4 separate regions of the Homo sapiens genome follow, and all the other regions are linked to region 4. The links are chromatin loops, found by intact Hi-C in ENCODE. Cell type or tissue: PC-3. All regions are shown on one strand. Links, peaks and the distances in the headings refer to the core of each region. The heading gives the core; the rest is flanking DNA. Region 1 overlaps RAB3IL1 (RAB3A interacting protein like 1). Region 2 overlaps BEST1 (bestrophin 1). Region 3 has its middle 16 kb from the start of INCENP. Region 4 overlaps LINC02733 (long intergenic non-protein coding RNA 2733).

Region 1 (5,821 bases), core at 506-5,505, 150 kb after region 4:
GGCCAGCTCCCTTCTCTGCCTGGCTCTGGGTTCCTTTGGAAGCCGGGTGGGGGAAGGGAGGCCTGCCCCTCCCCATGCATCCTCTCAGCTGCTGCATCTTCCCTGTATGCAGGGGTGAGGGAGAGGGGCAAGCCCCAGCCAGCCCCCGTGACCCATTTTGCTTTCCCCTAGCACATGTGCCCTGAGCGGGCTGACCCGCACCTGCCGCCACCGAATCCGGCTCGGGGACTCCAAAAGCCATTACTACATCTCGCCATCTTCCCGGGCCAGGGTGAGTCAGCCTTTGCAAGCGTTACTTGACTCCTTTGGGGCCACCTGGGTGCTGGGACACTGGGCCCTGGGCCTGGGAGTATGAATAGCACTACACCTTGATTTACTTATTTTATTTATTTATTTTTTGAGACAGAGTCTTTGTCACCCAGGCTGGAGTGCAGTGGCACAATCTCAGTTCACTGCAATGTCTGCCTCCCAGGCAGACATTAGCAATTCTCCTGCCTCAGCTTCCCAAGTAGCTGGGATTACAGGCATGTGCCACCACGCCCAGCTAATTTTGTATTTTTAGTAGAGATGGGGTTTCACCACGTTGGCCAGGCTGAACTCGAACTCCTGGCCTTAAGTGATCTGCCTGCCTCGGCCTCCCAAAGTGCTGGGATTATAGGTGTGAGCCACCACGCCCAGCCTTACATCTTGATTTACAGAGCAGGGTACAGGCTCAGAGAGGCGCAGAGACTGACTCGGGCCACACAGCCAAGCCAAGGGCAGTGGTTTGCTATTACGGTGTAACAAATTACTATCAACCTGGTAGCTTAAAATAGCGCAGTTCCCCATGTTGGAGTCTAAGCACTACTTACTTACTGGATTCTCTGCTCAGGGACTTGCAAGGTCGCAGTAAGCTGTCAGCAGACTGTGTTCCTTTCTGGAAGTCAGGGTCCTCCTCAAAACTCACATTGTTGGCAGCATTCAGTTCCTTGTGTTTGAAGGACTGAGGCCCCTATTTTCTTGCTGGCTGCTGGCAAGGGGACACCCTCAGCTTCTAGAGGACACCCGCAGTCCCCTGCCACAGGGCCTTGTTGCACAGGGCAGCTGACTTCAGAGCCATCAGGAGGGCCACTCTCCAGTCGGCTGAGATGCAGCCTTATGTATGAAATGTCATGGGATGACATCGCCCCCCTCTGTCATTCAATGTCACCTAATCCAGGAGTGATGCTAGAGTTCCAGTTAGAGTGCGGGGCTCCTGACGCCCAGACTCAGGTGCTGGCCGAAGCTTTGGAAAAGGTTCAGCGGTGCGTCTGGTGCACCAGCCTTAAGTCGGCCGTGAGTGCCAAGGGGCCTCTAGGAATCCCAGCTCCCACCCTCCCCTGCCGAGTGACCCAGACCAGGACAGGGGTTCTCACCAAGCTGGGGATTGAGGACAGGGATTCCTCTTCCTCTGTCCCTCTGTTGACTCTTAAGAGGATTGAGGGGAACAAGAGAACATGTTTGGAAACACGTTTCCAGTGACACAGCTTGAGGAACCATCTCAGGCCTGCTAGAGGCTCCTCGCAGGGGAGCAGGTCTAAAGGGGACAAATGGTCCCTTTGCTGGCAGCAGACTATACTGTCCTTGATGAACTCCACAAGGCATCCGAGCGTGAGTCCTCCCAGCGGTGTGCTGAGCACCCATTTACCAAAAGGGAGGCTGAGCCTTGGCAGAGGAAAGGGGTGTGTTCAGGGCCACACACCGAGACCTGGGATCCTGGCTCTGAGTCCACTGCAGCCCCTACCCTGTGGATTTGTGCCCACTGAGCCTTGTTCAGTGGCCACTTATCTCCATCACCGCTTTCCAGGCCCAACCATGGCTCAACAGCAGGCCCCACAAAAGATGTTCCCGTGCTCAACAATGTCACCTCTAGCACTTTAAGTCCCTGGCCTGGGTGTCCTGCTGCACTGGATGAAGCTGGGGGTGGGAGATGAGGTGAGGAGGGTCTGAAGTTTTAGGATGTGGTCCCTGCCCTGAAAGACCAAGACATGTGGGGTCCACAGGGAGAAGTGTTTTCTCCCTAGCACACTCCCTGGAGAGGGAAAGCCCCCTCCCTGCTACTCCCTGCTCATGAGCCTCTGTGGGCATCCACTGTCCCTGCTCCTGTCCTGAGCTCTGCCCTGCCCCACCCTCCTGCCGCAGCCTCTCCTCAACCCTCCCTGTGCAGCGGTGTCCCTGCCACGACGGGCTGGTCCCCCGACCTCGCCCCGCTCTCTCGCACCTCCCTATCTTTGCCAGGCCACCACCGTCCCGCCCCTCCCCGAAGCTTCTCCACTCCCCAGCCTGCGGGTGCCCCTCTCACTTGATGTCCCTCCCCAGGAGTGTTGGACATTCAGTAGGGGCTGTTGCGGGCGGGCACAGCCGCCGGCTACCTTCCACCCTGTCTTAGGCTGGGTTCCGAAGAGGCAGAGCCTCACCTGGAGATTGTGTGCAGCTCCCAGGAGAATGAGGGAAGGGACGGGGGAGTCCAGCCAGGATGTGGCCTTAGCTACAGCCCAGCTTCAGCCCCATCCACCGGGCTCTTAGCAGAGTTGATTCCACCCTGAGGCAAGGGGACTGTCCTTTCTATCTCCACACAAGTCAGTCATCGGCTGAGGTCTACAGGAGGAGTGAGTACAGAGGGGGGCACCTCTGAGCCATTAGTGCCCCCACTCTCAGCAGCTGGGAGATGGGGCCCGGGCCTGGGAAGGGGCCCTGGGCCAGGCACCAACAGTACCCTCTCCGTGGTGTGAGTCCTCATAGCAGTGTCTGAGCCAACACAGGGTCCCCGGGGCCTGGCATGGAGCAGGCCTGAGGCCCCAGGGGCCCCGGGCAGCCCAGGTGAGCGGCTTCTGACCCCCTTTCCTTTCCCAGTGTTATCAGTAGCACTGGACTGAGGCCTGGCTGGCCCAAAACTCCAGCATCTGGAGCAAGCCGGCCTGTGAGAGGGCGAGTGTAGACTCCGGGACAGCCTGCCCGGTTCATCTCACAGCTCTGCTGCATGCTGGTTCATTAGCTCCGCCATCTCCGTGATGGATGTCAGCGGCTTTCCCCGGGTGGCTCCGCTTTCCCCCATGTAAGATGGAATAATAAGCGCGTCTGCTCCGTTCGCTGCAGGCGCTTGATGAAATGGCTGCTGCTGCTGCTGCTGCTATTACAGCAGGGCTAGTCATGCTGTTGTTGATTACTACTTGAAAGCCCAGTCCCAGCTGAGTCAGGGAGCACTGCCTGGCTCTGCAGGGACCTGGGGCCTCCTGCTCTGGACTCAGATCCGCCTGTCAGGGGACCCCCAGCGTGGGGCTGGCAGGTCACACCGTCCCCACCTCTGCCCACAGATCACCGCAGTGTGCAACTTCTTCACCTACATCCGCTACATCCAGCAAGGCCTGGTGCGGCAGGACGGTGAGCGCCCCCTGGTGGCCGGTGCAGGGATCGCACACGGGAGTGGGGCTGGATGGGGAAGTGCCCTCTGGGCCCACCTGCCCCTAGTGGAGGCAAGACTCAGCTAGGAGGCTGGGGAGCGGGGAGGGTTGTGGTTTAGTAAAGCGTTCACAAACTTCCTGGGTGCTGAGCTCTGTACCTGAGTCCGTCCGGCTGGTCTTTCTCCTGTCCCCAAACCTCTCCCGGCCCCGCACAAGGGGGCCACCCCTGTGAATCTCTCCCTGGCCCTGGAGGTGGTGGCCCCTCCTCCTGGTCACCTGAACACAGGGTCACCCACCTCCAGCCTTTGCTCCCACTCCACTCCATGCTGGACAGGGCCTCCCTCCACCCCCTCCCCCCACAGCCCATTCTGCAAGGCCTGGCTCCCCGCTCCTCCACCAACCTTTGCTCGCTGCTGAGTCTTCTCCTGAACCAGTCTGGCCCGACCCTCTGAGTAAGGAGCTATCTCCTCTCCATCCTGGGGGTCAAGTCCTCTTGGAGGCCAAGGCCAAGGCATGCTGGGTGTTGACACCTGCTAGGTCCCTGGATGGCCGCTGTGGTCCCCGCCTCACTGCGCAGGGTCCTTGTGAGACCCCAGGGAGGCATCTGTGCCTTGTCTAATGTAGTTCCCAGGTCTGGACCACCGCTGTGGCATGTGACAGCGTGTACCTGCTTGTCTGCGTCGGGCTGTGGGGGTGGCCGTCAGTGTAGTGCAAACAGATCCCTCGGGTGTGGTCGGCACTCAGCAGTTTCCAAGGCTCAAGAGTGGAGCCTCAGAGAGGTCCAGCCACTCACTGAGGTCATCTGTTTTGGGGGCCGGGGACCCTAGGGTGCTGTGCCAGCTGCTCTGTCCAAAGCCACAGGAGGGGACCTGGCCATCTGCCCGAGGTGACCCTGAGCTGTCCCCGACCTGTTCACCCTCTCTCTGCCTGCAGCAGAGCCCATGTTCTGGGAGATCATGAGGTTGCGGAAGGAGATGTCACTGGCCAAGCTCGGCTTCTTCCCCCAGGAGGCTTAGGGCGCGGCCCAGGCCTGAAGGGGAGCTCTGAGACAGAGCAAACACCCACCCCAGAACAAGCCGACACACAGGGAGACGGGGGCCTGGAGCCAGCCCTGAGCCAGAGGCAGAATGGATGGACAGACAGGCCATGGAGGCAGCACTGAGCCAGCACCACACGTCCATCCTGGGACAGACGGGCCTGGACTTCACGGCAAGACCCCCCTCTCTTCCCCACTGGGTTCTGCCACCACCAGGAGGATTTCAAGAAAGCACCAAAGACCAGGGAGCTCGGATCCATACTCGGGGGGCCTCAGCCCTTGGGAGGGGACACCTGAGGCAGCCAGCGCCCCCTCCCCAGTCCCCAGAACTGCCTGCAGGTGCCTTGTTGCTGGCTTGTCTTCAGAAAGGGACTGTTCTGGGTGGCTGGATCTCCAGGGTACCCTCCACCCCAGCTGCCAAGCCCTGGGCCAGCAGCACCCCCTTGTGGCCATCCTGTGCCTTGTTCCCGGTGGCCTCCCTATTGGACTACTAGGAGGGGCTGGCAGGGCCTCCATAGCACAGAATTGCCCCAAAGCCTTGTTAAGATGAGTCAAGACCCCTCCCCCGCTTCCTCCCTTCCTTTCCCCCTTCCTCCCTCCCCCTTCATAAAGGCCTCCCTTGTCACCTTCCCTCCCACCCCGTCTCAGCCCTGTGCTCCTGGAGGCCCTGCTCCCAAAACCGCTGGAAGGACTGGGGCACTTTCTGCCACAGTAGAACACAGACAGGGCTTCAGATCACCCACGCCTGTTTTCAGCTGTGGGTGGCCATGCAGACACGCGCCCTGGCATGTGGGGCCTGGGTGGGCAGGCAGGACCTGGGCCCTCCCACCCATCAGAGCCCACTCAGGACCAGCGTTCGGAGCTCCCACCTGGACGCATCCCTCACCACGTCCGGATTTCCTTCTTTGGATGGAATGTAACGCGATCTCTATTTAATAAAGGCAGGCTTTGTTGGTACAGGCTGGGTGGCCACGCGCCCTCACTCCTGCACCCTGGGGCTCTGGCCAAGGCTTGGGCATCTGAAGGAATGAAACCAAATCCTTTCCCTGCCCGCCCTCGTGCTTGGGATTAAACCCAAATCCTGAAGCCACCCCACCTCCGCCATCACCACTTACTTGCTGTGGGGAGGACTATTTGAGTCCTCCCTTAGTATTCAGAGGGCTGTGGGTTACTGGGGGATGAGCCAGGCCTCCCTCTCCCCGTGGCTGGTGGCCTGCTGTTGGGAAGAACGGCACCAAGGCTGGCTCTCCCACTGCCTCACTGTGGCACCTTGGCCAGGTCCTCCCCTGGGTCTCCTTGCATCCAGCAATGGTTACCTCCAGTCTCACAGAAGCCTGCAGCTCAGAGGCAAAGCATCGAGGCTGCC
Region 2 (5,000 bases), core at 1-5,000, 91 kb after region 4:
GCCCCAGGCAATGCCCATAATATCCTAAAGGTTCCTTGAAGTTAAGTTTCAAGGATCAAGTTTCAGTTTTCTATTTTAGAATAGAAACATTACTCTTGGGTTCAATCCAGTAGCTCATCTGCCCCCCAGTCTCCTTAGGCACTGATTCCTTCATGCTGTGCTTTGAGAAAGGAAGCCTAGGCTGACGAGACCATCTTGCCTCCCTGTAGATCGTCACAGCTACCTGTCTCTGGGGATCCCTAGTATAACACATTCAGTGTTCCCCTTTCAGTCTTACTACTTTGACCGCGATGATGTGGCTTTGAAGAACTTTGCCAAATACTTTCTTCACCAATCTCATGAGGAGAGGGAACATGCTGAGAAACTGATGAAGCTGCAGAACCAACGAGGTGGCCGAATCTTCCTTCAGGATATCAAGGTGAACAAAAGATCCTAGGGGTGTCATACTTCATCATCTGGCAGTGTTCGGGTATCAGAAATCACTTAAACTAGCAATTGCCCTTATAAAGTGATGATACACTGGGCTTTTGCCTTTTGTGCTTTTTTAGGCTTACCATCTAAACTAAATTAGGCAAATAGTAATGTCCCTTTTGCCAAAACGTGGTGGTTAGAGATGATGGGCTTGCTGACTTCTAGGTTAGTTGGTAGAGATGCATTAACCTATTCTCATTCAGAAACCAGACTGTGATGACTGGGAGAGCGGGCTGAATGCAATGGAGTGTGCATTACATTTGGAAAAAAATGTGAATCAGTCACTACTGGAACTGCACAAACTGGCCACTGACAAAAATGACCCCCATGTGAGTATTGGAACCCCAGGAAATAAATGGAGGAAATCATTTGCCTTAGGGATTGGGAAAGCTGCCCACTAACTGTCTTCCCCATTGTTTTGCAGTTGTGTGACTTCATTGAGACACATTACCTGAATGAGCAGGTGAAAGCCATCAAAGAATTGGGTGACCACGTGACCAACTTGCGCAAGATGGGAGCGCCCGAATCTGGCTTGGCGGAATATCTCTTTGACAAGCACACCCTGGGAGACAGTGATAATGAAAGCTAAGCCTCGGGCTAATTTCCCCATAGCCGTGGGGTGACTTCCCTGGTCACCAAGGCAGTGCATGCATGTTGGGGTTTCCTTTACCTTTTCTATAAGTTGTACCAAAACATCCACTTAAGTTCTTTGATTTGTACCATTCCTTCAAATAAAGAAATTTGGTACCCAGGTGTTGTCTTTGAGGTCTTGGGATGAATCAGAAATCTATCCAGGCTATCTTCCAGATTCCTTAAGTGCCGTTGTTCAGTTCTAATCACACTAATCAAAAAGAAACGAGTATTTGTATTTATTAAACTCATTAGTTTGGGCAGTATACTAAGGTGTGGCTGTCTTGGATTCAGATAGAACTAAGGGTTCCCGACTCTGAATCCAGAGTCTGAGTTAAATGTTTCCAATGGTTCAGTCTAGCTTTCACAGTTTTTATGAATAAAAGGCATTAAAGGCTGAAGTAGTCTGGGATTTTTATCTATTAAGCTAACCATTTGATTCAGGCTGTTGTAGGACATGTTCTTCAGTGTGGACAGCTGTATGGCTGTGACTGGATCAGTGTCCTGCTGGTGTACACACAGGTGAGGACCTGGCTGGCGAAGCATCCCCATTAGGAAGCAGGTTAGGAATGTGCTTCATCCCTAGTGAGAATGAAAGTATTAACAGCATAAGTATGGAAGGTCCCTTCATTTCAAATACCAAAATGTTGCAGTAGGAGGGCAAAGGTTGAGACGATCCTTTTTTTTTTTTTTTTGAGACAGTCTCACTCCGTCGCCCAGGCTGGATTGCAGTTGCTCAATCTCACTGCAACCACCACCTCCTGGGTTCAAGCAATTCTCCCCTCAACCTCCTGCGTTGGGACTACAGGCACACCACGACGCCCAGCTGATTTGTATTTTTTTTGGTAGAGATGGGGTTTCATCATGTTGGCCAGGTTGGTCTCAAACTCCTGACCTCCTGTGATCCACTTGCCTCCACACCCAGCCCAAGACAAGATTCTTAAATATTAACATCCTTTGCTGAACAGGCCACAGATGTTTGCCAAGTTCCTGTCTAGCCCTAGAAGCAAGACTGAAATTGTTGCCCTTTTAAGTTTTCAATCATAATAGCTGCGTGTTCTGACCGTGAAAGTAACTGCTTGAGAATCCAGAAAAGGGAAGTTACACTTCCTCCCACGTGATTGGGGCTGAAGTGGGGTGTTTATAATTGGGTGAAAGTGTCCAGGAAATCTGGAATAAAGGGAAATATCTGATTTTGTGACAGCTTTGGGCTGACCCCAAGGAAGCAAGAAGTATTTTGGTGAGGTTCCCAGGCAGTGAGAAAATGACCTAAGGGCGCTGGACACCCTCAACCTCACCATCTACCAGTTCCTAGGAGTGAGGCAGTTCCTGCCACCCTTTCCTGTAGTGCTTGGGTACTACCCTAAATAGTTATGGGGGAAGTGTTCATCTGTCATCCAGCTGACTGCCACCTCATGGTTTTGGGTCAGCCACCCTTGCTCAAAGTAAGTTGGGGCCAGTGATAACATCTGCTCAGCTAAGCCTGGCCTGTCAGCCCTGGGGCAGTTCTCCAGCAGCATTCTGGTCAGCACAACCTCATCTTCCTTCACCTGGTCCCAAGAAGTCTTCCGGGTGATACCAGGGTGAAGTGAGAAAAGGTCCCGAACACTTCCCTAGGATCCCTGTGAAGGTGGCCAAGTATATACCCCAAGCCAGTGCTGGGCGTAGGTCCAGTGTGCTCTGGCAGTGATGGAACCCTAGGAAATTGTGGAGGAAGGGTAGGCTCAGAGCAAGGGAAGCTGGGGTGGGGCACAGGGCAATGCAGTGCCCCTGGTTCAGGTGGAGGACAGACCTGTTTTCCAAGGCCCAATAAGGATCCATGTGATCTTTGAGTGTAGTGTGTATGTTGGTTGGTGATTGTTCCAAAGGTTCTTTGAGGTGATTTTCGGGGATCTCTGGCATATCCGTCAGGTTAAACTCCACAGTTTTCCTCCTCACTTGAGATACTTCTGGGTGCTCCATCAAGGCCCCATCGCTCTCTGAGAGCAATTCAAAACTTTTCTTGGCCCCAGAACTCACAGTCTTTAAGCTTTTGTCTTTGGTGTCTATGCCTGTGACACTGTGAAGCTTTGACGGCGCTGATGGTTCTAGGGGGAAGAACATGGGAGTGGGGCTGAGGGGCGTCTGTGGGGCACTGTAGTAGCCTGGCCTCTGATACAGTGGGGCAGACTTGAAGGCGTCCACAGCCTTAAGCTTCCAGGCCTTGTTGTCTTCCTGGCCCCTAACGTTCTGTTTGGCTGCCTTGTGGTTTTTGGGCAGGCCCTCGTGGAGAAGGGATTCCCTCTTGGGCCACAGTAGTTTGGTCCTTGAGTTTGCCCTGGGAGGATGGTGATCATGGGACTGCAGGCCTAGGAAGCGGCCAATGATGCCAGCGTGAGCATCCTCCTCGTCCTCCTGATTGGGCTGGAACTCCATCTCCTCTTTGTTCAGGCTGGAAAGAAACAGGAGATGCAGGGCTGAGCCAGTGGACAAAGGACCAACACCTGGCCTTACTTCTCCCTTACCCCCGCTCCTCTCTCTCAGTTGGCCCAAGCCAAGGCCACACCGTCTTCCTCACCATGCCCCAGCTCTCACCTCTCTCCTGATCTGTCCTGTACCTCCCGGTGATCCCTCCAGGCCCAGCTCACCTCACTGTTTGTTGATTCCCTCTTGACCAGAGTTAACATCCAACCCCCGCAACCACCCCGCCTGGCGTGTAAAGGCCTCCTCATCATTCACTTCCCCTGTAAAACCCCTCACTCCAGGCAGTCAGAAACACTGGTGCCCTGGCATGAGTGGTTCAGATGAGGCCCATGAGTGACTCTGGGCAATGCCAGGAATTTGTGGTTCCAACTGGGAGTGACATCCACAAAGAGAAATTTGACTTCCTAGCAACAGGCATCCCGGGAGCCCCAGACCTTTACCCTGCAAGGGAAAGCTTATCTACCAGAGAGTATGGCCTGCCCTTGCCCAAGTTCAGATTCTTCCCATGTTCCATGGCTCAGCTCCAGACCCAGCTGGAAGCCGCCTCCCAGGCAGACAAAGATGACTGTGTTCCATGTTCTGTCCCTTTTCTGGACATCCAGTACTTTGTACCTTGTATCCAGAGTTTGAGGCTTGGGTTTGAGCTCCCTCCATAAATTGTGCATTCCTTGGAGACAAGGTCTATGCTTTATCGTTCTGTTTTCAGCCCTCCCCACCCCTCAACAACCTTCAGCTGCTGGGGTACAGACCATGTAGGGCTCAAAGTCATCCTCCAGAAATGTTTCTGACCTAAGCAAGCCTCCAGCCTTCATTTGATCACCTTCCCAACCCTTCCTCACACTATCTATAGACTGTAGTTAAACTCGATTGCAGTCTAGTAGGATATTTGGTTCTTAAAAGAACAAGCAGCCAGGCACAGTGGCTCACACATGTAATCCCAGCACTTTGGGAGGCTGAGGAGGGTGGATCACCTGAGGTCAGGAGTTCGAGACCAGCCTGGCCAACATGGTGAAACTGTCTCTACTAAAAATACAAAAATTAGCCGGGCTTGGTGGCTGGCACCTATAATCCCAGCTACTCAGGAGGCTGAGGCAGGAGAATTGCTTGAATCTGGGAGGCGGAGGTTGCAGTGAGCCGAGATTATGCCACTGCACTCCAGCTCTGGGCAACAAGAGTGAAACTCCGTTTAAAAAAAAAAAAAGAAAAGAACAAGCGAGAACAGCACTGGATACCGTGGAAGAAACCCTTGAGTATGAACCCTGACATGTGCCCAACACTCTCCAAGGCACTTTCAACTCTGTTGTCCTGGGGAGAAAGGACCAGCTGGGATAGCCCTTCAGCCCACTGCAGCTCAAGAGGGATTCAGATGGAATCAGGGAAGTGGGACCATGTGGGGATAAGTCTGGCTGCTGTGGGTGGCCTGAGCCCTTTACTCG
Region 3 (5,821 bases), core at 343-5,342, 54 kb before region 4:
TTGTACTTTTAGTAGAGGCAGGGTTTCACCACGTTGGCCAAGCTGGTCTCAAACCCCATTCTTTCCAGAATTACACTCTTTCTCTTCCTGTGATCCAGTGCCTGGAAGAGTTGCCTCATATTTTTTGTCTAGTTTTTCTGTAGTTTATGGTGGGAAGGCTAATTCTGTACCGGTTCCTCCACCATAGATGATAGCAGAAGTCACCCATGCTGTGTTTTATTTGAGGGCCTGTGTGTTGAAGTCTCAAAGGCTCCCTCTTGTTAGTTGTTGCCCTGTGATGATGGTGATGGCTGAGAGGCTCATTTACACCAACTAAAAAATGTGCAGACGGAAGGTTAATAAAAGAGTGCCTTTTGCCGGGCGCGGTGGCTCACGCCTGTAATCCCAGCACTTTGGGAGGCTGAGGCGGGTGGATCACGAGGTCAGGAGATCGAGACCATCCTGGCTAACGCGGTGAAACTCTGTCTCTACTAAAAATACAAAAAATTAGCCGGGAATAGTGGCGGGCGCCTGTAGTCCCAGCTACTCGGGAGGCTGAGGCAGGAGAATGGCGTGAACCTGGGAGGCGGAGCTTGCAGGGAGCCAAGATCGTGCCACTGCACTCCAGCCTGGGCGACAGAGCAAGACTCCGTCTCAAAAAAAAAATAAATAAATAAAAATAAAAATAAAAAAGAATAAAAGAGTGCCTTTTATCAACTTGCAGTAAAGAATAAAATTTCATCAGACTAGAATGTTTGTGTGCATATTATTGTTCAGTCTCTTTCATAAGCAGAGCACATGAGGAAAATGATAATCAGCCCCTTTTTTTTTTCCAGAGAGAGGATCTCAATCTGGCACCCAGGCTGGAGTGCAGTGGCATTATCATAGCTCACTGCAGCCTCAACCTCTGGAGCTCAAGCAGTCCTCTGCCTCAGCCTCCCAAGTAGCTGGAACTACAGGCACATGCTATCACACCCAGGTAATATTTTACTTTTTTGTAGAGATGTGGTCTCACCATGTTGCCCAGGCTGGTCTCAAACTACTGGCCTCAAGTAATCCTCCTGCCTTGGCCCACCAAAGTGCTGGGATTTTAGGCGTGAACCACTGCACCTGGCCAGAGGCTTTTATTGAGGGTTTAGTATGAAGAATTATTGTCATGAGTAGCCAGTTAACCTGGGGGCAATCCAGTGTGTTCTCTCTCTAAGGCACAATGGAAGCCACGGATAATCTGAAGGTTGTCAGTACTCACGGAGTTAGCATGGGGTTGCTAATAGTTTAGAGGAATATTTACCAATTAGAGGAATTATTAATGGCATCAAACTATGGAGGACGCCTCAGACACAGCCAAGGACCTAGTAAGGCACACAGGGAGAACGCCATGTGATCATGAAGGAAGAAGGCCAATTCGAGGAATGGTTAATGGCATCAAACTATGACAGCTTAGTGCATTCCATTTATATCAGAGAGAGTCTTGCCGATGGAATCAGAAATACATGAAGTCCTCCAGCCATAACTCCCTGCATCTATCTCCACCTAAAAGGAGAACCTGTCCTTTAGAACAGGAGATACTTCAGGTTTGGTGACTGAAACTCATTCTCCCTTATACAGCGCTTGGATAGGAAATGCCAACATTTGCTTCTCTGACTTTCCTTTTGCTTTGCTCAGGTGACCTTGCGTGTCTCTGCTCTGATCCCTTATAAGTGATCTCAGAGTTGAGCTCCCAGGTGACAACTGTGTTTTCCGTTTTCCTCATTTCCAGCTTCATCAGAAGCACCTCTCTGTAGCTCCAAGTATTGAAGGTAGTCGAGCACGTTAATTCTTCATTGCATTCTAAGCCTAACTTCTATTACAGAATAGTTTGTCTGGCTGTGGGCAGTCCAGCTTTCTCTGTTTCTTTGTCATACTTTCTTTGTAAGGGCACAGCACCCTTTTTTACCCTGGCTGACAAAGACATTGTATAAGGAATTCCTGCTCAGGATGAGTCACTGGACTGGAGATTCGAAGTTCACATATCCTTACAATTTGAAGTTTTCCAGTCGTTGGCTGCTTTGGGGAAGTCAACTTAATTTGGTTCAGCAAAATCAAAGTAACCACTGAAAAGTGTTTGAGGGATAAATCTCTGCAAAATCTGTATTCACTTGCTAGAGCTGCTGTAACAGTGTCACAAACGGAGCAGCTTAGACCGCAGAAATGTGTAATCCCACGATTGTGGAAGTCAGAAGTCTGAGATCAGGGTGTTGGTTGGGTCAGCCCCTTCTGAGAGCCATGAGGGTGAATCTGTTTGGTGCAGCTGTCGTGGCTTCTGGTGTTTTGTTGTTGTTATTGTGTTTTTTTTTTTTTTTGAGATGGAGTTTCACTCTTGTCGCCCAGGCTGGAGTGCAATGGTGCGATCTTCAGCTCACTGCAACCTCCACCTCCTGGGTTCAAATGATTCTCCTGCCTCAGCCTCCCAAATAGCTGGGATTACAGGCGCCGCCACCATACCCAGCTAATGTTTGTATTTTTAGTACATGGGGTTTCACCATGTTGGTCAGGCTAGTCTTGAACTCCTGACTTCAGGTGATCCACCAGCCTCCGCCTCCCAAAGTGCTGGGGTTATAGGCGTGAGCCACCACACTGGCCTGGCTCTGGTGTTTTGCTGAAAATCTGCCTTCATGATCACACGGCATTCTCCCTGTGTGCCTTACTAGGTCACGTAGCTGTGTCAGAGGTGTCCTCCACAGCAAAAGTCGCAGTGGGAGGCAAACCAAACATGAGGTGGTATCTTGCTTTCCCTGCCACAGAAGGACGGGTCATGGTAGTTCCCCAGCAACTCCAGAAATAGCTGGAGCTCGTGCAGCCTAATGAAACTGTGGTGCAGTGGCGTGGGCCCCGGACTTGGAACAAAAAGCCCTGGGGCACCTACGTGACTTAGAGGACCAGTGTCCCCATCTGCAGAATGAGGGCATTAAAACATGTTAAAACATAAAAATGAAGGTGGCTTCTTAAGGTCCCTCCACCGCCAAAGATGAATTCTTTCAGCAACAGGGCAGTCAAGCTTTAATCTGAATTTATAAATGAGCACCATACTGTAAATCCACTAGGGGGCAGTAACTGTTCGCATTTGGATCCACTGATCCGCAGGCCTTGAACTACCATGACACCTTTATTAGGAAAGCAAGAGGCAGGTGGGTGGGATAAGGAATCTGGTTTTCCCCTCCATACCAAGCTACAATAAAGCCTTATGAATCGTGGCCATTTGGGGCAATAAAAAAATGAGTATTTTGTTGTTTTCTGCATCAGCTTGAATTTCCCTGGATTTTACCCTTTACCCATGAGGATGGATCTCTTTTTCTTTTTCTTTTTTCTTTCAGACAGTTTCACTCTGTCACCCAGGCTGGAGTGCAGTGGTGCAATCTCACCTCACTGCAACTGTCGCCTCCCAGGTTCAAGCGATTCTCCTGCCTCAGCCTCCCAAGTAGCTGGAATTACTGGCATGTGCCACCACGCCCGACTACTTTTTGTATTTTTAGTAGAGACGAGGTTTCACCATGTTGGCCAGGCTGTTCTGGAACTCCTGACCTCAAGCGATCCGCCTGCCTCAGCCTCCCAAAGTGCTGGGATTACAGGTGTGAGCCACCGTGCCCGGCCTCATCTCTTTTTCTTAATATGTTACTTGTTAAGTTTCAGAATTTCAGACCTGAAGGGACCCTTTGCAGTTGTGGTGAGTAGCTAGCTCAAGGCAATGGCAAGTAAATGGCAGGACCAGGAATACAAACCATCAAGTCTATTTTCTCAGCTGTATGATGAGACGTGATCTCTGAAGTTCCTTTAGGTCTAAGAGTCTGGCTCTCTGGTCTTCATTATCCAGACTGATTTCTGCTTCCCTGTGGTGGATCTAAGCATTAAATTGGGCTGGTAGGTTGACTTTTCTGAATATGGAGAGCTGGATTATCTAAAACTTTCTCATCAGAATGGAATTTAATTAAATCTTATTAAATCCATTGTATCACATTAAATCTCAAGTTGCATTCATTAAAATGGTAGTTCTCTGGACTTTTGGATTTCACAGAGTAGCAAAATTTGCAAATACGTTTAAGCATTGAGTTAATTTTATTAAGTAAATATGTATGGGTTTTTTTTTAACACCTATCTCTTATTATCCTACTATTATAAAAGACATTTAAACTCAAAAAGAAGAGGGCATGCAATCTCAGAATACGTCAAAGTGACACAAATAAATTCCTTTATGAGGCCAGGCACGGTGGTTCACACCTGTAATCCCAGCACTTTGGGAGGCCGAGGCGGGCGGATCACCTGACGTCAGGAATTAGAGACCAGCCTGGCCAACATGGTGAAACCCTATCAATACTAAAAATACAAAAATTAGCTAGGCATGGTGGTGGGCACCCATAATCCCAGCTACTCAGGAGGCTGAGGCAGGAGAATCACTTGAACCCAGGAGGTAGAGTTTGCAGTGAGCCAAGATTGCACCACTGCACTCCAGCCTGGGCGACAAGAGTGAAACTCCATCTCAAAAAAAAAAAAATTCCTTTATGAAAAACTCATTGCATTGTTCTTATTTTTCTCGTATTGTACAAATCAGTAAAATCCTTGTCAGCCACTGGATCCAGCCTACAGATCAGCCTTGAGAACGTCTGCTTAAAGCAACTGACAATGTTATAAAAGTTCCTCCACAAAAGAGCTCTGCTGCCTGTGAATGCCTCCTTGAAGAGACAATGAAGGCAGAACACATATCCAAGCTGGGCAAAAGAAAACAGTGGGGGTCAAAAAGTATGTCTTTAAAGCTGCACTTCCAAAGAACTTCCTGAGAGATTTGTAATTTCTATTTCTGTATGATAAAACACTATTGGTGAGGCATGGTTGTTCATGCCTGTAATCCCAGCATTTTGAGAGGCCAAGGTGGGCGGATCACCTGAGGTCAGGAGTTCAAAACAAGTCTGGCCAACATGGTGAAACCCCGTCTCTACTAAAAATTAAAAAAAAAATTAAAAAAAAAATTAGCCAGGCATGGTGGTGCATGCCTGTATTCCTAGCTACATGGGAGGCTGAGGCAGGAGAATCGCTTGAACCCGGGACGGGGAGGTTGCAGTGAGCCGAGATCATGCCACTGCATTCCAGCCTGGGTTATGGAGCAAGACTCCCGTCTCATAGGAAAAAAAAACAAACAAAAAAACCCTACATTCTTAAGGCCTAAAATGTACTAAAAATAAAACAGGAAAACAAAAATGGGGGTAGGGTTCCTTCTGTGAATGCAAACATGCTTGACCAATGAGATGTAGTTGAAAACCTAGACCACTGGTACAGACTGAATTGTGTGGACTCTCCATACTCACATACAGCAGATGCAGAGAAGGGCACAGAGGGAGGGAGTGATAAATCTGAAGATAAATGGAGAATTCAGAATTCTCGCTTTGATGTACTCAGTGGCTTTTTGGCAAACCGTCTAATCCCAGTCTGCAGTTTGAAAGAACACGCTATAATTGTTAGCAGCACCCACTCAGATAATGCTGGAACTTGTTTGTAAATAAAGTTCCAGCTTTGACAAACCACATGCTCCTCACAGCCATTTATGCACTTTGCTTCATCTGTCTCTTATACTGTCTGAGAAAAAAATAGAGATGGGGGGTCTCACTATGTTGCTTAGGCTGGACCCGAACTCCTGGACTCCAGCCCATCCACCTGTCACAGGGTGAACCCCCACATTGGAGTTCAGCCCAGGAGGCGACGTGAGTTCTTGGCTTTGCACAGGAAGGAATTCAAGAGTTAACAGAGTAAAGTGAAAGCAAGTTTATTTTAAAAGTAAAGGAGTAAGAGTGGCTATGCCATCGGAAGAGCAGCC
Region 4 (5,821 bases), core at 437-5,436:
AAGCAGGTCAATAGCTTCTTTCCTTAGGGAGTATTCATGAGAAGGTCATTTTCCCTTGACCTTCTTAGTCTGTTCAGACTACCATAACAAAACACCATAGACTGGGTGGCTTGTAAACAATACAAATTTATTTCTGGCAGGGCATGGTGGCTCACACCTATAATCCCAGCAGTTTGAGAGGCCGAGATTGGAGGATGGCTTGAGCCCAGGACCTTGAGCCTCAAGACCAGCCTGGGCAACACAGGGAGACCCTGACTCTACAAAAATTTTTTTTTAAAAAAATTAACCAGACATGGTGGCACACAATTGTAGTCCCACCTACTTGGGAGGCTGAGGTGAAAGGACTGCTTGAACCTGAAAGGTTGAGGCTGCTGTGAGCTATGATCGCACCACTGCACTCAAGCCTGGGTGACAGAATAAGACCCCATCTCATATATATATATATATATATTTTTTTTTTTTTCTTTCTTTTTTTCACAGTTTTGGAGGCTGGGAAGTCCAAGATCAAGGTGCCTGCAGATTTGGTATCTGGGGAGGGCCTGCTTTCTGGTTCACAGACGGCATCTTCTAGAGTGAGGGGTCTCTTTAGGGCCTCGAAGGACACTTATCCCATGCATGAGAGCACATTAAGTCTGCTCTCATGACTTAATCACTTCCCAATGGCCCTGCCTCCTGATACCATCACCTTGGGGGTTAGGTGGGGAGACACAAACATTTAGACCATAGCACCTTCCCTTTCCTTCATATTAAGATACAAAGTCCATTTGCTAGACATTAACACCAGAGGAACTGCACCTTATACATGGATTAGCAAGGACTGAGAGATGATTACAGGACCCCTGCAACCATCCTGACCTGTTGGGAGCCAAAAAGACCAAAGGGATCATGACCAACTCAGCATTCCACTGGAGGCTATATGATCAAACAGCAAACTGTTTATCATGAATGCAGGATGTGAGCGAACTCACGACTGTGCCTGCCTCCAGGAGGCTTGCTGAGGGTCATCACTCCCTGGCGCTGGGCTCCTTGAAGTTATCTGCTGGGAAATCTAGCACCTATTGTTCCAAGGATGCAGTCTTGCAAGCCTGCTGTGAATCAAACTGCCGGCGGACAACCACTCCCCCTCCTTCTTGTTATCTCTTTTACCAATAAATATGGAGGGCTGTGTAAAGCTGGGGCCCCTTGTCCACTAGAGGCAAAGTGCCCCTGACCCATTCTTCCAAATATACTCTTTTGTCTTTATCTTTTACTCCTGCATTTGCCCCCTTTGTTTGATCCACCAGGGATCATGGCTGTCTACAAGTGGCACCCCAAACAGCAACACAATCAGGCGCACAACAAGTGGCGTCTGAACACAGGACTTCAAGGATGTGAGCGAAGAAGGTCTGCTGGAGCAGAGGAACTGAAATTGACAAGGCAAACACGGACCCCGGAACGAGTCTGCCAGCAGCAGATATAAGGTCAGTGCCCTAAAGAGGTACTGATCAGTGTCCTAAAGAGGTATTGGAAGCAGTGCTTTAAAGAAGTCCTGGACGGGAAGTTTTTGCAATCAGGGTAACATGGGGCAGAATTTGCCTATTGAAGAATAACATTATCTGCAGTTTCTCAAAGTTCTGTTGAGACAGTTTGGGGCTCAGGTTAGTTCTCAGACACTAACTAAGCTGCTGCAGGAGGTTATTTTGCATAACCTATGGTTTTCACAGGCAGGCACTCTTGATGTGGAAAACTGGGACAGAACAGCAGAAGGATTAAAATGGGCTCATCAAAAAGGTCTTAAAGTTGATTCTTCTGTTTTCTCCACTTGGAGTTTAGTTCGTACTATGCTTCTGCCATTATCTCCTTATTATTCTGCAGGACAGCAGGCTGAATCTAAAAATCTGAAAGAATCTGTTGTCCCACCCACAGCTCCAATTGAAAATAAGAAACAGGAGAGGGAGGATAAAAATTGGCCTATACCACCTCCTCCAGTTGCAGAAATGTCTGTACTGCCTCCTTCAGTGGCAGAAATAGAGACCCCAATACAAAGAATTTTATGCTCTGCTGCCATGGCTGGAGAGCCCTTAGGACCTTATGCTTTTCCTATTTCCATAAGGCCTGATCCAAATAATCCACAGCAGGTTATTCATGAACACACTCCACTAGAGTTTAAGTTGTTGAAGGAATTAAAAGCGAGTGTAGTAAATAATGGCATATGGAGCCCATTCACTTTAGGATTGCTAGAATCTGTGTTCAGTGCTATGTGTCTTTTACCCTTTGATGTGAAACACTTGGTGTGAACTTGCTTGTCCACTAGTGCATATCTGACATGGAATTTAAATTGGCAAGAAATGTGTGCAGAGCAGGCTAGACAGAATCGTGTTGCTGGACATGGAGATATTTATAAAGGATATGCTGTTATGTAATGGCCCTTATTCAGACCTGGAACGACAAATGACACTCCCAGAGGCTGCTTATCAGCAGTGTGCACAGGTTGCTAAATGCACCTGGGCCACAATTCCTGAAGAGGGAGTCCCAGCACAATCCTTCTTACATATCATGCAAGGGTCACAGGAGCCCTATGCGCAATTTCTTGCAAGATTACAAGAGGCAGTGAAGTGTCATATTCCTCACACTGCGGCTGCAGAAATGCTAACCTTAACTCTAGCTTTTGAGAATGCAAACGCGGATTGTAAACGTGCACTGGCACCAGTGAGGTGTACAAAAAACTTGGGAAATTTTCTCTGAGCTTGTCAGGATGTAGGAACTGAGCTTCATCCATCTGCAATGTTAGTGCAAGCAATGGCTAATTCAGCAGTTGACAAATCTAAAAGGAGCCAAGGGTCAAACTCTAAAATGGGAAAATGTTATAATTATGGAAAAACTGGACATTTTAAAAAGGAATGCCACCAGATCTCAGGACAGAAAGGACCTTACAATGCAGTGCCCCACTCAGCGGAAAAAAATGCCAGGACTTTGTCCTCGCTGTAACAAAGAAAATCACTGGGCTAATCAGTGCCACTCAAAATTTCATCAAAATAGCACCCCCGTCGGGAAACGAGACAGGGGCCTGGACCCAGGCCCCTCAAACAATGAGGGCATTCCCAGTCCAGACCTCAACCCCATTTCAGGGATGGGTTCCCAGAGGCACATTGATTCCCTCACCCCAGGAACACCAGGAAGTGCAGGATTAGACCTACCTGCCAGAGAAAGAATAACAGTAGTTGGTGGAGACAAACCTATCAAAGTTCCCACTGGTATTTGGCGACCTTTACCAACAGGATACACAGGATTAATTTTAGGCAAAAGCCATCTTAACTTACAGGGCATCACTGTAGTCCCGGGAGTGATTGACTCTGATTATGAAGGATAAATTCAAGTAGTTTTAATGTCGCAAGATCTTTGGGTTTTTGAACTGGGAGAATATATTGCTCAGCTATTGCTTATTCCCTGCAAATTACACCCTTCTCCACAAAAGGAGATGCAAGGAAACAAAGGGTTCGGGAGCACAACTGCATGGGAAATCTATCTATCCCAACCCATAGCCTCTAGTAGACCCACCTGTGTAATACAAGTTAAAGGAAAGAAATTTTATGGGCTTATGGATATAGGAGCTGATGTGTCAGTAGTATCTAAAGACAATTGGCCCCCATCCTGGCCCTTGCAATTAACTTCTATGTCCCTATTGGGAGTAGGAACAGCTCAAAGTGTTCAACAAATGCTGAGATTTTACCTTGTCTTGGTCCAGATGGACAGTCATGTACTTTTCAGCCTTATGTTGCAAATATAGCTGTCAATTTATGGGGTTGAGACTTACTTACAGCATGGGATATGAGGCTTATAAATGAAAACTTTGATAACCAGAATTTAAAATGTTGAAGGTCATGAGATATCAGAGTAGAAAAGGTTTAGGGAAATTTCTACAAGGAAACCCTAACCTGATATCAGTAACTGGAAAAACAGATAGAAAAGCATTAGGACGTCAGGATTTCTGATGGGGGTCATTGATATTTCTCCTCCGCCCCCTGCCTTATCATTAGAATGGCTTAGTGACAAACCTGTGTGGGTGGATCAATGGCCCCTAACACAGGAGAAGCTAGGTCAACTTCACCTGTTGGTAAAAGAGCAATTGAATGCAGGACATATAGAAACGTCAGTTAGCCCCTGGAATTCACCGGAATTTGTTATTCCAAAAAAGTCTGGAAACAATAATGACCTCTGGGGTTTCAGCTCAATGCTCAGAACTAATTGCAGTCATTCAGGTTTTACAGCTCACAGCTTCAGATCCTATCAACGTTGTCTGTGATTCAGCTTATGTTGTAAATGTAGCCAGTCACGTATAACAATTATATATTTTTATATATATATATATATATATATATATACACACACACACACACACACACACACACAATCACATATAGCAGCCTTTGGTAAGCTTAGCTATGTTCATGCAATTATAAACACTTATTCTCATATGCTGCATGCTACATGCCAAACAGGTGAGACAGCTGGTCATGTACAGTGACATTGTCTGTCATCATTTGCTCATATGGGGATACCTAAACAATTAAAAACTGACAATGGACCTGCTAATACTAGTCACACTTTTAAAAATTTCTTACAGCTTTGGGCTATAACCTATAAAACAGGAATTCCTTATGACCCTAAAGGACAAGGCATTATAGAGCAGGCACATCAAACATTACAATGCATATTGAAAAGACAAAAAAGGGATATAGGAGGCCAACTACCACCTCAATCAAAACTACATTTAGCCTTATTTACCTTAAATTTTTTGACTCCTGGTATGAATGGTAAGACTCCAGAAGAAAGACATTGGCAATTGTTAGATGAAAAGAGGAAAGTTTATCTGAAAGTGTTATAGAAATCCCCGGAAGAAGGACAATGGAAAGGTCTGGTGTATTTACTAATATGGGGACGAGGGTATGCTTGTGTTTTTACAGGAGATGGATAAGCCGTGTGGGTGCCCTCAAGGTGTGTGCGACCATGGAACGGGAGACTTGAGGAGCCCAGGGTGGCCAACCATGGGCCCGGTCCCTCCGGTACGAGCCGTGAGCCAGCTGAGCCTGAGTGCAAAGACAGAGAGAAGTCCGACCAGAGCCCAATGACATCAACCCCCATAAGCTGGGGACAACTCAAGAAAACCATGCAGGAAGCTGAGAAACTACTGTAGCATCAGGGACAGGCCAGAACCCCTGATTCCATGTTCTTGGCCATGTTAGCCATAATGTCCAATGTGATATGTTTTCCCTGTGCAGAGGCAAAAACATATTGGGCATATGTTCCCAATCCCCCAGTAGTATGACCTATTCTTTGGAGTGACACTCCTCCTGAGCTTTATCATGATCAGGGAGAGTGGGCTCCAGGACTCCTGACTCCCCCTGACATAGAACAGTTAGACTCTCAGAATAATGTCATTAATTATACTGCTCCACTGGAAGGACTTCCTTTGTGTATCACCACAAAGACATCGCTCAGCCATAGCTGTCTTAAATTCAAGCTCAAACATGGTTGAGTCACTATGAAAAAGTCATGCACCTGTTAAGTCTTGGTTCTATTAACGTAACTGGTGTGCTAACCAACCATTCCTGGCCCAATCACCCTAATTGTGCTGATTATACGGAATGGGTTCCATTCAGTATTTCCTACCCCCATCTATGGACCCAGTGTCTTGGTCCACTGGCTAGAAAACAATCTATGTTAACTGGAGACATTGTGGATTGGGGACCTAAAGATCAATTAGATGGAAAAGATGAAAATCAGAAATCATGGCACAAACTTCGCTGGCATTGGTGGCAAGCTTTTAATGCTTCTTCTTTAT

The links. Peaks named below come from ENCODE experiments on the same cell type or tissue, not always from the same donor. Only the 100,000 strongest peaks of a DNase experiment are listed, where the experiment ranks them.
Region 1: it touches region 4 in a loop (8-fold over the local background); 24 of 110 quality-filtered maps call a loop at or near these places.
Region 2: a loop joins it to region 4, with 4 times the contacts of the local background. A loop is called at or near these places in 24 of 110 quality-filtered maps.
Region 3: a loop joins it to region 4, with 4 times the contacts of the local background. A loop is called at or near these places in 3 of 110 quality-filtered maps.

The regions. Positions count from the first base shown.
Region 1 is chr11:61,896,892-61,902,712 of GRCh38, reverse strand. RAB3IL1 (RAB3A interacting protein like 1) reads left to right here. Exons shown (of 10, transcript NM_013401.4): 8 at 172-271; 9 at 3,333-3,399; 10 at 4,353-5,412. The coding sequence ends at 4,435. Among named protein-coding and RNA genes, the nearest start is that of FADS3, 8.3 kb to the right of the region's middle. RefSeq lists enhancers at 3,125-3,194, 2,306-3,277, 3,245-3,294 and a silencer at 3,645-3,694. In PC-3, for the core only: CTCF peaks have their summits at 1,166, 3,409 (motif pointing left), 4,676 and 4,891 (motif pointing left); DNase peaks (open chromatin) are centred at 3,412 and 4,902.
Region 2 is chr11:61,960,787-61,965,786 of GRCh38, reverse strand. BEST1 (bestrophin 1) reads right to left here. Exons shown (of 11, transcript NM_004183.4): 10 at 2,894-3,532; 11 at 1,326-1,683. The coding sequence ends at 1,665. FTH1 (ferritin heavy chain 1) reads left to right here. Exons shown (of 4, transcript NM_002032.3): 2 at 272-418; 3 at 675-800; 4 at 896-1,502. The coding sequence ends at 1,060. Among named protein-coding and RNA genes, the nearest start is that of FTH1, 4.3 kb to the left of the region's middle. RefSeq lists an enhancer at 1-147. In PC-3, for the core only: no CTCF peak of the experiment used is centred there; no DNase peak of the experiment used is centred there; H3K4me3 peaks cover 1,572 bases; H3K27ac peaks cover 3,551 bases.
Region 3 is chr11:62,105,429-62,111,249 of GRCh38, reverse strand. No RefSeq gene overlaps it. Among named protein-coding and RNA genes, the nearest start is that of INCENP, 16 kb to the left of the region's middle. In PC-3, for the core only: CTCF peaks have their summits at 2,857 and 3,066 (motif pointing right); DNase peaks (open chromatin) are centred at 1,929 and 3,079.
Region 4 is chr11:62,051,391-62,057,211 of GRCh38, reverse strand. It overlaps LINC02733 (long intergenic non-protein coding RNA 2733), which reads left to right. Exons shown (of 3, transcript NR_183616.1): 2 at 1,284-1,460; 3 at 4,944-5,821. Among named protein-coding and RNA genes, the nearest start is that of LINC02733, 28 kb to the left of the region's middle. In PC-3, for the core only: a CTCF peak has its summit at 2,503; DNase peaks (open chromatin) are centred at 2,521 and 4,231; H3K27ac peaks cover 2,207 bases.